2 separate regions of the Homo sapiens genome follow, and region 1 is linked to region 2. A link is a loop called in an ENCODE intact Hi-C map of the cell type or tissue named here. Cell type or tissue: endothelial cell of umbilical vein. All regions are shown on one strand.

What was found. Hi-C counts contacts between places; a loop is a spot of excess contacts. Peaks named below come from ENCODE experiments on the same cell type or tissue, not always from the same donor. Only the 100,000 strongest peaks of a DNase experiment are listed, where the experiment ranks them.
Region 1: it touches region 2 in a loop (6-fold over the local background); 4 of 110 quality-filtered maps call a loop at or near these places.

The regions. Positions count from the first base shown.
Region 1 is chr15:52,413,421-52,418,420 of GRCh38, forward strand. It overlaps MYO5A (myosin VA), which reads right to left. Exons shown (of 42, transcript NM_001382347.1): 5 at 2,725-2,881. Among named protein-coding and RNA genes, the nearest start is that of MYO5A, 110 kb to the right of the region's middle. In endothelial cell of umbilical vein, no CTCF peak of the experiment used is centred here; DNase peaks (open chromatin) are centred at 2,421, 3,281, 3,551 and 4,271; H3K4me3 peaks cover 689 bases; H3K27ac peaks cover 4,429 bases.
Region 2 is chr15:52,489,352-52,494,351 of GRCh38, forward strand. The region is part of intron 1 of MYO5A (myosin VA); the gene reads right to left. Among named protein-coding and RNA genes, the nearest start is that of MYO5A, 37 kb to the right of the region's middle. In endothelial cell of umbilical vein, no CTCF peak of the experiment used is centred here; DNase peaks (open chromatin) are centred at 2,360, 3,010 and 4,660; H3K27ac peaks cover 3,702 bases.

The DNA.
Region 1 (5,000 bases), 76 kb before region 2:
TTTTGCAAAAGAAGCCTATGTTGAGAATGAGGAGCTTCCTTTTTAAAGAATAATGTGCATATCTCTTTAGACCCTGGATTGTAATGTTAACCATGTAGGATGCTCATTATCCTATGAGGAGTTTCAGCAGATCACTGGAGACGCCGATATGCCTTTCCTGACATCTCAGCAAAGGGCTCTGATATAGGGACATAGTATTGAAGCGATTTAAAGCTACAAATTTTTCAGACTACATACTCAATATTTTACCTATGTTTTCTTCCAGTAACTGATCTTCAGCTCCATATCACATTTCCAACTTTCAAATTGAGATGCCCTTTTTTGTAGTTATTGAAAATTAGTTCAACTCTTTACCAAATTTTTCTTAATCCAAATTCTTATAGATGAACAATTTCAAATTATTTAGACAGACTAAATAATAGAGAAGGAAGCAGGTGAGCATAGCTGATCCCTTTATCTTTTATGTTCATCCCAGCAAGCAGGGCATATTCTTTATAATTGCATACTGTAAGTATTATCTTTGACTGCTGTGGTTTGGATATAACGTGTCCCCACCAAAATTCATGTTGAAATTTGATCCCCAATGTGAAGGTGCTGGGAGGTGGGGTCTAGTAGGAGGTGTTTTGGTCATGGGGACAAATCTATAGTGAAAGCCTTGGTAAAGTTCTCCTGTAGTGAGTTCTCCCTCTGTGAGACTGGATTAGTTCTCTCGGGACTGGATTCATTTCCACTGGAGTGGGTTGTTATGAAGTCGGGAGGCCCTCAGGTTTCCCGTTTGTGTGTGTCCACTTGCCCTGTGACATTCTCTGCCATGTTATGCAGCACGCCGGCCCTCACCAGAAGCCTAGCAGATGCCAGAGCCATGCTTACTGTACAGCCCACAGAACCATGAGCTAAATAAATCTCTTTCTTTATAAATTACCCAGCCTCAGGTATTCTGAGGCTATAGTTATAGCAACACTAAATGGACTAAGACAGTAGCTATTCCAAATTTTTAATATATTCCTACTAATACAATTCAAATCTGTGTTGCAGAAAAACCAATAAAGCTGGTTTTTTTTGAAAGAGGTCATAAAATAGTACACTCAACTCATGAAAAATTCTAGAAGGTTCATTCTAGACTTAAGTTATCTTCACAGACAACTTCAAATCCTAGTATTATATGGTCCAGGCCCGGAAGAAATGGGATTACCTAATGCCATCACATTCAAGACTTTGGGATATTCTAATGCTAGGGACTAAAATGGCTGGAACTGTTGTCAAATACCAAGAATTTGTCATGACCAAAACCAGTCAAAACAACAACAGCAAGAAAAGAAGCCCTGTTGTTTTCTGACCCCAAACCAAAAACTGGCTCCACAGATTCTATTTCCCCAGTATTAACACTAGTGACATCCAGCAGTGTATCTGTAGCTTACATTCTTTCAAAATCTTAACATTTGCTTAAAATTTTCACTACTCTCTTTCGGTGCAAACATCTGTTTCTTCCTGTTCATCCTATTTCAGAAAGTATTCCCAGTATTTTTTTCCATAGCACATCCAGCCCATGAAGCCTCTGAACTTCCCCATCATATCTTGTTTTTCAATCCCAAAAAGTAGAAGTCCTGCTGCTCTAGAGAGCAGCCCTACAGATAAGAGGTCACGGCATTCTGTTCTGAAGTGTCACACGCAGCACCGCAAACCAAGCACAATTACCTCTACATAGATTATCGCAAAAACCACTTGTACCACAGGTGCACCAGGCCGATTTTAACTCCATCTGTGTTTGGGTGACAAATAAAGCTTGACAAAGGAAAAAGACAGGAATAAAAAAATGCCGATTTGAATTTTTAACAAGGAAGGTTTGCTTCTGCATGTCCAAATTAATTTCTCTCCATTTAACAAAAGTAATTTTTCTCCATTTAATAAGTCTTCATATAAAACTATAACTTTCCAAAAATCTTATTAATAGACAGATAATTATCTACAAATCCTAAAACACTCAAATTCTCACACAATTAGTTCCATTTTCATTGGCACAGGCATTTCTACTTTGTATATGGTGTATTCAAGTTTTGAAAGCACATTTTTTCATAGTTCTTCCCCTGTCAAAACCTTACAGTTACTGTCTTTTATGAACCTATAGCTGTGTTATGTGCTTGACAGAACAACAACAACAACAAAAAGCTTATAAAGATCATAGTTTAAGTTTGTAGTTCAAATCTGGAAAAAAATTAAAACTTTAGCTATATTAAAATTTAAGCCAACTGAGGTCGGACTAAGTACAGAAAATGAAATATGGGCAAAGGAATAAGGAAACTCATTCATACTTGAGCATAACAAATCTTATGTTTTAGAAGGAGCATAAATAAGAACTCAGGACTTGGGGGAAATGAGTAACTTGTACTTCTGGTACAAGGAAAGGAACAATAGACATGAGTCAGTTAATGAGGAGAAGGAAACTTAATTGCTGCCTGGTATTTAGGGGCAACAATTTTGCTGGTAGGTCAAAAATTCAGGATTATAGACTAAAACAGATTCCGCTATAGCTGGGCTTTACTAAAAATGTCTACCTTACCAAGTTTTTACTTTCCCTAGATTTTTTATAAACATGTAGAAAAGCATTTTCTTAATTTTAGTGGCTGGAGACCCCAGGCTTTCTGAGACATGCTGTATCAATCAATTTTTTGAGCATGTTTCTTATCAAGAGAATATAGGAAGAAAGCCGAAGACTCGCTGTCTTACCTCCATGATGGGGTTGGAGGCCAAGACCTTTTCCTCCACATTGGCCTCACTGGCAGAACCACTCACAGTTGCAAAGTATCGCATGGCATACTTAGCTGAGACTGTTTTTCCTGCCCCAGACTCTCCACTTACGATGATGGACTGATTTCGTTCATCTCTGTAAAATAAAAATTTTTTAAAAAGTAACTGCCATTGCTGCCTATAGCAGGATTGATAAGGGAAACTATGGTCTCTATGGAAGTAGGGGGCTAATTAATGGATTTTTTGGTCGATACTGGTGCTTATAACACCAAGGTCTCAGGTTCAATCCCTATACTGGCCACCAGAAATGTTGCAGGATATATATATATTTTTTTTAAGGAATCAGAGAGACCGATGGGGTTGAGGAGGATATTTATTATTTAGGTGCACCAGCCCAGTCAGATTAACATCCAAAGGACCAAGCCCTGAACAAAGCGTTAAGTTACCTTTTAAACATTTCATGGGGTGTGGGGGAGATCTGTGCAGGGGGAAGCATATTACAGAAGTAAGAAACAAAGACAGTTATTCAATTAATTGAGACATGCATTACATCATTTCTTTTCAAGAAAAAACATGTTTTATGACTTGGGTTTATCTGTCTAGTGACTTTGCAGCTGCACAGCTAGAGAAACAGGGTCTTCACAATGCCTGGGAAAGGAGGAGAGATAAGGCTCACTAGCCAAAGAAAAACAGGCAGTTAATTTTTAAAGGACTCCAGCTCTTTCTCTTTCTCAGGGGGAAATGGATTTTCTTACATACAACTGAGTTTCTGCTTACACATTCTTTAATTTCTTTTAATTCCTGTTCCACTGCCCACTTGGCAATGTGATTAACATTATTTCTTCTGTGTTCTTCGTGATAAGGCACAGTGAGTTTTTGCTGGTTCATACATGCAACAGTGTGGAAAGGAACATAAGAATGATATTTCCTAAAAATAATATCTACTTATAAATTAAAAAATAACACAGAGGAAGAAGATATCAAGCATTAAATTAGAGAGCATCACAACTAAGGATGAATCTGCAATAGAGGGCCTCTGAATTCTTATGTGTACAAATCTCAAACATATTATTTTATTCCTAAAGAATTACTTCAATATCTTACAGTACTGTTGTCAACCACTTCAGGAGATACTCTTTGAAGCCACAGCAAAGAAATTTAAATTTACAAAGAAATTTAATTTGTTTAAAGTTACAAAACCATTTAAAATATTTTAAATTACCAGCTAACAATCCTCAAAATGGCATCTCCCACAAACTCTAGCTCCTATTAAAGTATCCTCATCACTAGAGAAGAAATAGTCCATTTGCTGGCTTGGCTTCATTCAACTAAAAGTTAAATAAGTCATGATCTGTATCCTCATGTGGTTGACGGATGTTGTGGTTTGAATGTTCTCTCCAAAATTCATGTTGAAATTTAATTGCCAACATGATGATATTGGGAGGTGGGGCCTTTAAGAGCTGATTAGGTCATGAGGCCCCTCCCCTCAGGAATGGATTAATGGCATGAATGCAGGAGTGAGCTAGTCATCACGGGAGTGGGCTCCTGATAAAAGGATGAGTTTAAGCTGATTTCCTCTCTGCCTCACATGCTCATGTGCCCTCCTACTACTGAATGACCTTTGCCAGATGCCAGCGCTGTGCTCTTGGACTTTTCAGCCTCCAGAACAGTGAGTCAAATAAACTTCTGCTCTTTATAAATCACCCAGTCTGTGGTATTCTGTTATAGCAGCAGAAACTGGACTAAGACAGTCATCTAATAGGAAAGACAGGCCAATAATTCAAGACTGTAATACATGTGATGGGGCCGTAAGAGGAAGAAGAGGTTATCAGGGAAGATTCCCTAGAGATGACAGCTGAACAAGGTCTACAAAAATGAGTAAGAGAAAGCAAGCAAGGACTACAGAAGTCAGGAAGGGTACATTCCAGGCAAAAGGGATAGCATAAATGAAGGCTCAGAATCAGAAGTTTGGAAAGAGCAGATAACTCAGCTTAGCTGGAAAATGGAGTAATGACAGATTTATGATTTCTGGTTTGGCCAGTCCTTTCAAGGGCCTCCACAATAATCCTAAATAGGCTGGGTACTGGGTGCTTTGGAGTGGAGGTGAGCTCTTCTGACCTGTTTCCAGAAGGTCTAATGTGAACTAAAAGCCCTCTTAAAAATACTGCTTCATTCGTTCATTTAACAAACACATAATAAGCAGCTACAATGTGCTAATCACTTTATGGAAATAAAAGACTCTAGGGTCATAGTCA
Region 2 (5,000 bases):
CAGGAGATCAAGACCATCCTGATTAACACAGTGAAACCCCGTCTCTACTAAAAATACAAAAAATTAGCCGGGCGTGGTGGCACGCACCTGTAGTCCCAGCTACTCGGGAGGCGGAGGCAGGAGAACTGCTTGAACCCAGGAGGCAGAGGTTGCAGTGAGCCAAGATCGTGCCAGGGCACTCCAGCCTGGTGACAGAGCAAGACTTTGTCTAAAAAAAAAAAAAAAAACCAACCTCTGTGCATCAAAGGGCACAATCAACAGAGTGAAAAGGAAACCCACATAATGAAAGGAAATATTTGCAAATCATATATCTGATAAAAGATTCATACCCAGAATATATAAAGAATTCTACAACTCAGCTGTGCATGGTGGCTCACACCTGTAACCTCAGCACTTTGGGAGGCCAAGGCAGGAGGACTGCTTGAGCCCAGGAGTTCAAGACTAGCCTAGGCAACATAGTGAGACCTGTCTCTAAGTAAATTTAAAACAAAAATAAAAGAATTCTACAGCTGAACAGCAACAATGATGAACAACCTGATTTTAAAATGAGCAAAGACTTTGAATAGACGTTTCTCCAAACAAGATACACAAATGGCCAATAGGCACATGAAAAGATGCTGAACATCATTAATCATTAGGGAAATGCAAATCAAGCCTACAATGAGATACCATTTCACTCCTATTAGAATACCTACTATCAAAAAACTAGAAAATAACAAGAGTTGGACAGGATGTGGAGAAATTAGAACGATTGTGCCCTGGAGAAATTAGAACCTCTGCACCCTGGTAATGTAAAATGGTGCAGCCAGTACGGAAAACAGTATGGTGGTTCCTCAAAAAATTAAATATATAATTCCTATATAACCGAGGAATCCCACTTCTGGTTATATATCCAAAAGATTTGAAAGCAAGGTCTCAAAGAGATGCTTGTACACCCATGTTCACAGCAGCATTCTTCACAATAGCCAAAGGATGGAAGCAACCCATGTCCATCAATGGATGAATAGATTAAACAAAAATGTGGTGTATTTACTCAAAAGAATATTATTTGGCCTCAAAAGAGAAGGAAATTCTGAAAGATGTCACGACATGGATGAACCTTGAGGAAATTCTGAAAGATGTCACGACATGGATGAACCTTGAGGACATTACGCCATATGAAATAAGCCAGTCATGAAAAGACAAATACTATATGATTCCACTTATATAGGGTACCTAGAGTAGTCAGATTCATAGGGAGAGAAAGTAGAATAATGGTTGCCAGGGACTAGAGGGAGTGGGGAATAGGGAGTTATTGTTTAATGGGTACAGGGATATAGTTTTGCAAGATGAAGAGTTTTAGAGATTGGTTGTACAACAATATGTTGTTGTTGTTGTTGTTGTTTGAGACAGGGTCTCATTCTGTTGCCGAGGCTGGAGTGCAGTGGTGTGATGATCACAGCTCACTGCAACCTCAAACTCCTGGGCTCAAGCAATCCTCCCACCTCAGCCTCCCAAGTAGCTATAACTAGAGGTGCAGCCACCACATCCAGCTAATTTTTTTATTTTTTGTATAGACGGGGTCTCACTATGTTACCTAAGCTGGTCTTGAACTCCTGCGCTCAAGGGATCCTCCTGCCCCAGCCTCTCAAAGTGCTGGGATTATAGGTGTGAGCACCATGCCTGGCCTGGTTGTACAACAATATGAATGTACTTAACATTACTGACCTGTACACTTACACATGGTTAAGATGGTTAACTTACGTTATGTGTATTTTACAATTTAATTTTTTTAAATTTAAGTATACATTTACATTCTAAATATTTATTAAACGCCCAACCATCCAGCTGTTTCAAAAAAGGCACATCTCCAAAGATGACCTACGATGATAACTACATTGGGCCTTGGCTGTTGGATTATTCCTACCAAGTTGAATTAAGAGGGACTTAAGTAACTCATTAATTAGAACTTCATTACTAAGGTACTGAAGGATTTCATTGCATAGAAAATTAATGCATGTGGGGGTCTACAATTTTTAGTAGGGTTCTGATGTTTTCTATTAATATTTTGTTTTTATAGAGTCTTTAAAAAATAAGAAAACCCCACATTTCCACCTACATCATAATATCTAGTCACAATGACACTGTACCAACTCTAGATAATTAAAGCCAGCTTTTGCTCAGAGATCCCCGCCAGGGTTACCTCCTGAAAAGCAAGTAATGAACACTAAGCCATGTATTTTTTATTGGATTCTCTAAAGTAACATGAGTCAGGCTCCAAGTGTCAGAAGATCTGTCTCATGCTAACAAAAACAAAGATATTTACTGTTTAATCCCCTTTTATCCAAGTACATCAATGTTCTTGGCAAACATTAATCAAACGGAAATTAAGGCATATCCTCAGGATATATGAAGGCATTGGGCTTTCAAAAACTCATACACGAAGCATCTAGATCCAACTACTAATTTACAAAGCAACACATTGAACTACACCATGGCAACATAATTAGCAAAAACTGGACTGCGGGAAACTATGCAGGAAAAATGATCCAGTTTTTTCAACAAAATAAATTTCAAGGAAAAAAGAAAAGAAAAAGAGATAGAGTACGAACCTATAGCTTGAGACTTACAATAAGTGTCAACCAGTTGCAATACCTGAACCTTGATTAGAACAAAGTAGACAAAAAGAATATGACATTTATGAGACAATAGGAAATGCAAACACTGGCTTGATATTTGATAATATTAAGGAATTATAAACATTTTTAGGTGTCACAATGGTTTTGTGGTCATACATAGATATATAGATTTTTTTAAGTGCTTATGTTAGAGATAATCTGTCAGGGATCCCCAGACCACACCCAGGTTTGGTGATTTGGTAGGAGGGTTCACAAGACTCAGCATATAACTGTACTCGTGGCCAAGATTTATTACAGCAAAAAGACACGGAGCAAAATCAGCAAAAGTAAAAGGTGCATGACATAATGTTTAGAGGAAACCAAATACAGGTTTCGAAGAGCCCTCTCCCAGTGAAGTCACACAGGATGGGCTTAATTCCCCCAGCGGCTAGTTACAATAATGCTGTCTACCAGAGAGGCTCATTAGGGACACATTGCTCAGTTTTTACTGAGGACAGGTTACATAGGCAAACTCTGTATAGCACTTACTAAGATTCCAGACTCCCAGAAGGAAAGCAAGTATTCACCACAAACCATGTAGTTTGCACACAAAGCTTAGGTACAGTACACTACTACTAGTTAGGGTGGTTGAGAACCCTCCCAAAATCCAAGTTCCCAGATGCTCGCCAAGGGCCAACCTTGTAAACAGGCCTTCCAAAGGACAGCAATCAGGCCTGCTATGCTCTTTTCTGCACAGATACACAGTGGAATATCTGGGATGAATTAACAGTATGTCTGGGACTTGCTTCAAAATAACATGGAAAGGCAAAATGAGTGAGGATATAGCTGACATAAGATTGGCCAGGAGTTGATACTGTTGAAGTTGGGGCCCGGGCACATGGGAATTTATTGTACTGTTCTTTCTACTTTAGTATATATGTGAGATTTTCCCATAATAAAAAGTTTTGGTAGTTTTTAAACATAGGAGAAAACTCAGAGATAGTGCTTAGGCTATGAGTCAACAGAGCCTATAGGCTGGTGGGGATGAGAATCAGAATTTATAGAACCCTTAGTCTATCACCAAGGCCTGAGGGAAGAAAGGCCTGAGGTGCAGGCCATATGTGAAAAAGGCTTTTGATTGGGACTCTCAAGAGTTAGTGAACATGTTTTGGAAGATAGAGATAGAAAAGGTAGCCTTTTGTCCAAGAAAAACTAAATCTCAGAGCCGGAAGTTTGAGAGTAATTTAATTATAGCCACAGATTAAGTGGCTAGCAAATGATCTTAAATAATCTATGGAGCATTGCAAATGAGATGTATAATACTTTGAATCATTAATTCCAGAGCTATAAAATAAATATGTAGCCACTCTTTCCCATAGCACATTAACAAAGAATGGAGAATGTTTCTTCCATTTCAAAAATTTATTACTGGAGCTGGGCATGGTGGCTCACACCTGTAATCTCAGCACTTTGAGAGGTCGAGGCAGGCAGATCACTTGAGGTCAGGAGTTTGAGACTAGCCTGGCCAACACCGTGAAACTCCGTTCTACTAAAAATACAAAAATCAGCTGGGCACGGTGGCGGGCCCCTCTAATCCCAGCTACTCGGGAGGCTGAGGCAAGAGAATCGCTTGAAGCCGGGAGGCAGAGGTTGCAGTGAGCCAAGATCATGCCATTGCACTCCAGTCTGGGCGATAGAGCGAGACTCAGTCTCAAAAAAAAAAGAAAAAAAATGTATTCTTTAGCACTGATACTTGCTTATACAATAATATTATACTCTAGAAGACATTAGGCTCAGTGTGTCTAAAACCTTGACAACAAGGTCCACACACTAGAAATACCGTGCATTCTGAGTTACTGTTACACAGCCTCCATAGACAAGAATTGAAGGAAGTGAGGGAAATATAGGAAAAGTATATTCTTTATCTGAAACTATAATCTGTATTCAATAATAAATTATCTGAAACAAAAATATTACGAAACCATATTTTAGCTTGTATCATACAAGAGTAGAAAAAAACAACTAAAAGCCCAAGAGCAAACTACGAGCACAGCAAGCTTCACTGCCTGGCCCCTCGCTCCAACACCCCACAATCTGAGATGTCGACCTGTAATAGACAGAAAAGAATGAGGCAGGGAGGACCAGAGCAAATCAGCAATACAGAGTCAAACATGTTCCCTATATCATATGAAGGAAATACATGTTTATCACTGAATGGTGTCATCTTTGATCTCCAAACAAAAAGCATTAATGACTCATCATCAAAACATTCCCTATTACTAAGGATGGCTTTTCACTAATCCACCCATAATCTGCTATCCAATATGAACAAAAATATAAGATGAAATTTCTGGCTGGGGACCAGAACAAAGCCCACAGATGTACAAGGGACCAAGGGTCTTC